Linked DNA regions of Mus musculus: region 1 is linked to region 2. A link is a contact called in ENCODE Hi-C data. All regions are on one chromosome and are shown on one strand. The core of a region is the stretch at or near the end of the contact, and the rest is flanking DNA. Distances in the headings are between cores, read along the strand shown. Region 1 holds the start of Omg (oligodendrocyte myelin glycoprotein). Region 2 overlaps Nf1 (neurofibromin 1).

What was found. A loop is a pair of places that touch in the nucleus more often than their neighbours do.
Region 1: a map of left cerebral cortex shows a loop between it and region 2 (2.3-fold over the local background). The contact joins the promoter of Omg here to the enhancer-like site in region 2. A Hi-C loop is called at or near these places in 3 of 37 maps with a recorded cell type or tissue (all left cerebral cortex).

Annotation. Positions count from the first base shown.
Region 1 is chr11:79,502,639-79,505,426 of GRCm38, forward strand. It overlaps Omg (oligodendrocyte myelin glycoprotein), which reads right to left and starts at 1,444. Exons shown (of 2, transcript NM_019409.2): 1 at 1,265-1,444; 2 at 1-389. The coding sequence starts at 1,267. The region is part of intron 36 of Nf1 (neurofibromin 1); the gene reads left to right.
Region 2 is chr11:79,458,137-79,460,909 of GRCm38, forward strand. It overlaps Nf1 (neurofibromin 1), which reads left to right. Exons shown (of 58, transcript NM_010897.2): 30 at 635-770. Among named protein-coding and RNA genes, the nearest start is that of AU040972, 25 kb to the right of the region's middle. Within about 2 kb of position 1,522, at least 1 of the 3 ENCODE cell types and tissues checked has a DNase peak (open chromatin) inside an H3K27ac peak, as active enhancers do; it is left cerebral cortex, where a contact is called at or near this core.

The DNA.
Region 1 (2,788 bases), core at 194-2,693, 44 kb after region 2:
AGGTATTTAAGGTTCCACTGATAAGCAGTATCAGATTTGTCAAGAAGTTTAATATTGTTGTTAGCAGCAGACATGTTCCAGAGAGACCGAGGTAACTGAGCAGGCAGACTTTCAAGCCTGTTGTTTGAAATATCCAGGGTTCTCAGATTGGTATATGGGGTTAACTGGTTATGCAGATCAGTAAAGTGGTTATAAGACAGGTTTAAATGTATAATGTTCTCCTGCAGTCCAGGTGGTAATGTAGTCAAGTTTCTGCCTGAACAGTCCACATGCCTGTGCCTCTCTGTGCATGTACACTGGAGAGGACAAATGCATAAGATGCCAGGCGTGAGAAACAGAAGGATGAACAGGCAGGAAGACATTTTCAGTATCTGATATTCCATCAAAGCCTGAAAACAAACAGATACATCCTTCTTTTAATATGCAAATTCACTCTCAGCATCTGCATGGGTCAGTTAGCATTCGGCAAAATTTTCAATAAACCTCCTTGTTGTTGAGTCCTTTTATAATTGTTCCAGTGATTAAACTAACAAAGCTGCCCTTCATTTATAGTCCAAATGCCTAATCCTTCAATTGGGGCTATGTGGTGGGTGGGGGTGGGGGAACTGGGGGGGAGAGAGACAGACAGACAGAAAGGCAGAGAGAGAGAGAGAGAGAGAGAGAGAGAGAGAGAGAGAGAGAGAGAGACTCTCCTACATTTTCTCTTTATTTTTATCCTTTAGTATATTCATCTTATTTATCTTCTCGGAGCCTTTATATGATAGAATGGCACTGTCTGCAAATGAGGAGTTTTATAGGCTTACTTAGGCTGTTACTATTTTTGATAATGTTTTTGATTCAGAAAAAAAATGGCTGTCATGTCTGTTTTTCTTAAATCTCTGCAGTATTATAAGACACAATATGTTTGTAGTTTGAGATGTTAAAACAGATTAAAACAGTTTTTGAAATTTCATCTTCTCATGGATAACTATATCCTGGTAAAAAACGTTTTAATGAACTTGGAAAAATCAAGCCCGATAGCGTACATTTGTAAAATGATTTTTTCCCTTATATTTCAGTACCAATTTTAAAGGAAAAACAATATATGTATTTACAAAGTGAGTGGACATTAAAATGAAAACCTCGGCTATTACTGCAGCAGATTTTGGTGCATGCACTTGTTATTGAATATATTCAATCCTAACATTAGCTTTAAAAAAAAAAAAAGCTAAAGAAAAGGAAAAAATTCAAAATCCGTCTTTTACCAATTTAAACAACTGCTTACCATAATGTCGTCTTCACTATCAGTATCTCATTTTCTCCGGGAAACTTGCAGCTTAAAGGTCGTCTTGTTGTGGGAGTCGGAAGGGTTTCTGGCTGTGGGCTCTGCTTGCCAGCTCAGCTGCATTGTGTTGCTGTGAGCCGAAGCTCTGCAACCACCTGATCAGCACCACATAGGAGGACTGCAGAGCTGTCATTGGTGCTGACTCAAATTTATTGCAAGAGGTGCATACGCAACAAAATGGACTTTTTTTTTTCTTTTTCTTTTTCTTTTTTTTTTTTTTTTTTTTTAATTTACAGCCCAGAGAGTGCCTTACATAGCTTCAGTTCTCTGTCGGGTAGAATACTTCATGCAAATTAGGGCTGGGCTTTACTTCTGTGTATTTCTCTGAGTTTAGGTTGCACATTTAACATTTGCTTGCTGTAATTTTTCTTAAAGCCTCTACATTCTTTCTATGTGTTGAAAAATGTTCTTTGTGAATTGATTTCCAGGATATTCATTGAACTATTTTTAATCTCCGCATTTTTATGTTCTTTTCAAAAACAGTTAAATTGTCTCGTAACCTTTTCATATGTATGTCATGATAGAAATCTTGATTTTTATGTCTTCCTCCATCGTGGCTACTATTATTATATTTAATTAGCTTTTCGAATTTATCAGTCAATTACGTGTTTCATCTTACCTTTTAGGAAGCACAGGAATACTCAATATGATTACTTTGTTTTTGCCTTCCTGATACAAAAGATCGTTTGACTAATGCTGCACACAGGCCAGCTGCGTTGTCGTCACAGTCTCCTTCCCCAGCACATGCACACAGTCCTGCCTTAGTGACAGTGATCAAATAAGAACAAGCCACATGTAAAATAAGGATGCTGGACTATAAAACAACACCAGCCTAAAATACGTTTCACTGTGTCTTCCTGGCTGGCCTGGAACTCACAGAGATCTTCCTACTTCTGTTTCTCACTGCTAGAATTAAAGATGTGCACTACCATAACCAGTAGATACTAGATATTTTGTTTTGTTTCTTCTATTTTAATGTTCTACTTTTAATTACCAGTCAAATGGTAAAATAATTGTTTACATTTTATGTATTTGAGTTAGATGGAGTTGTTTGGTTTTGATTTTGCTATTTTTTTTCTTCCATGAAACTTGTTTTGGATGGTATGGATAGAGTATTGCTTTCTCCAGAGGTATTGTTGGGTCTGAACAAAAGATAATTTTATTTTTATGAATAGCAGTATCAAAGCTGGAGTGGCAACACACACCTTTAATCCTAGCATTCAGCAGGTGGAAGTAAGAAGGCCAGGAATTGAAGCCCAGCTTTGACTACACAGCAAGCTCAAGGCCAGCCTAGAATAGATGAGACCCTGTCTGAAAATATAAAATAAAATGCTGGCCATGGCGGTGCTCAGCTTTAGTCCCAGCACTCAGGTGACAGAAGCAGGGAAATCTCTACACATCCGAGGCCAGCCTGGTCTACAGCGAGTCCAAGACAGCCAGGGCTACATGGAGAAATGCTACCTC
Region 2 (2,773 bases), core at 272-2,771:
GGAGAGAGGCCTGACGCCTACAAGTTGTCCTTGAGCCTGCCTCTGCCTGCCTGCCTGCCTGCCTGCCTTTCTGTCTGTCTGTCTGTCTGTCTTTCTGTCTCTCTTTGTCTCTCTCTCCATACAAATGAGTAATCTAAAAAAATCCACAAAAAATTCTCAAATATGTAAGTAATATCTATGGCTGTTTTTATGTTAAATTCTGGTTTCCTCCAGATTGTTTTTGTCATGGTTGCTGTTGTATTTTTGTAGTTTTGAATGGGTCCTGTACTCCATGCTGGCCTCAAACTTGCTACCAAACTAAGAATGACCTCAAGGTCATTCTTTTAGTCCTCCTGTGGGCACCTTCTGAGTTTTGGAATTTCAATTTTGGGTTTGTTAGTTTGTTCTAGAGACTTGGCCATTACTGTATAGTTGAGGCTGGCCTCAAACTTATGGCTGTCACTGTCTCCTTATGAATATTGAGATTAGTGGGAGCCATGCACTTGCTGTTATAACTGCTCCTTTTCTTTTCTTTTCTTTTCTTTTCTTTTTTGTAGCAAATTTGTTGTTTATTTCAGTGAGGATCAGGTCTTGTGAGGGGTGATTTTTGTTTCAATAGTCATGTATGTTTGGTTTTCCCTTTCCTTTGTTACAGGTTAGAACCCTCTGAGAGCCTTGAGGAGAACCAGAGGAACCTCCTTCAGATGACAGAGAAGTTCTTCCATGCCATCATCAGCTCTTCCTCAGAATTCCCCTCACAGCTTCGAAGTGTCTGCCATTGTTTGTACCAGGTATGATGAAAGTTGGAGATTGCCACTCTAAGTCCAAAGCCAACTGAGAGGAGTGTCGTGTGCAGAGTCAGCTGCTGACCATCATTTGGACACGTACTATAATTAGGATAGAGAGGTAGCTAAGTAGGTAAGAGCACGGCTGCTCTCACAGAGGACCCAGGTTTGGTGTCCGGTACCCACATGGTGGTTCACAACCATCTTTAACTCCAGTCTCAGGGGAGCTCGGGCTGTCTTCTGACATCTTCAGGCACGGGGCATGCATGTGGTGCATATACATACAATCAGGCAAAACACCTACACACAGAGGATAAAATAAACCTAAAAATCAATCTGAACGAGCTATCATTAGATTGGCGTCACATTTTCTTCAGAGATATTTAAAGAACTTTAAGGAAAATAAATTAGCCTTCCTTGTGTTGAAAGCAACTAATAATTCACTATGTGTACTGAAATGAGGTATAGTATGCATTTTTGCTTATCTTTTGCCTAAATTACTTACAGGAACTTTCCCACTGGAGGCAAGTTCATTGCTTTTTTGCAGTATAAATGATTTGAACTGTAATTTTGGCTTCTCCTATTAAGAGATCACTGGTTTATCTCCTGTTTTCTCAGGTTAGGCTAATTGTCATATGTATTTTATGTAGAGTACTGCTTGTAAGATAGAGACCACACCATGCAGTAGCTAACAGACTTTTTAACCCAGTCACAGCAGATAGTGCTGCTAAATTTAGATGTCCACAAAGATTCTTTCTGTGTTGAAAGAACAAGGCCTGTGTTCTTCTGTAACTTCTGATTTTGAATTGAGTATGCAGTTTTAGGAATAATTTATTTATTCCGAGGGATTGCCTATAAATCTGTATTAATTTTTCAAATAGGGAAAAGAAAACCCAGCATAGGTCCTGAATTTTGGAATAAGGGTACAAAAAGGAAAGGACTTACACATTTACCAGAACTCATGCATTTCTCTGACTTTGCAGTATTTTTTTTTCTTTTTTCTTTTCTTTTTTTTTTTTTGGCTTGCAGCTTTAGTTGCTTAGAGACATTAACATCATCAGTGAAACACCATTTAAAAAAGCTGCATGAGGCTGCTATGTGAGTTTTTCTCCATTGCTATTTTAAAAGATATATCTCAGTGTCTATAAAAAGAAAACTTTGCATACATAAAAATATGATAAAATATACTTAGCATTCAGTTACTGGACGTGTTGTGACTTTACTGCGTTTTCAGAAAGCTCTGGGAAGCTTAGGAGGCTCCACATAGGTCATCCACCTAGTCGGGTGTGCAGCTACAGGGTGGGTTAACTAGACTGTGGTGGGTCATCCCCCTAGTCGGGTGTGCAGCTACAGGGTGGGTTAACTAGACTGTGGTGGGTCATCCACCTAGTCGGGTGTGCAGCTACAGGGTGGGTTAACTAGACTGTGGTGGGTCATCCCCCTTGTCGGGTGTGCAGCTACAGGGTGGGTTAACTAGACTGTGGTGGGTCATCCCCCTAGTGGGGTGTGCAGCTACAGGGTGGGTTAACTAGACTGTGGTGGGTCATCCCCCTAGTGGGGTGTGCAGCTACAGGGTGGGTTAACTAGACTGTGGTGGGTCATCCCCCTAGTCGGGTGTGCAGCTACAGGGTGGGTTAACTAGACTGTGATGGGTCATCCCCCTAGTGGGGTGTGCAGCTACAGGGTGGGTTAACTAGACTGTGGTGGGTCGTGCTGATTACACTGTTTGCCACTAGACTTTAATAAAAACTCTTCATGTGGCTGTTCCCATAATGAAAAATGTATTTGTATCATCAGCAAACTTGGGCACCAGTTTGAGAGCACTATACTAGTAAAGTAAAAAGAATTGGACACTTAATAAGTATGTGGGAAATATTTCATTAAGGAATAAATTTTATCATTTCTACACATTTAAGTAAGCAGGATTCTTGCCAGCCTTCCTAGTTAGGTTTGTAAGGAACCATGAACACAAGGAAGTGCTGACTGGTGGCTCACTCTGTGCTACCCTG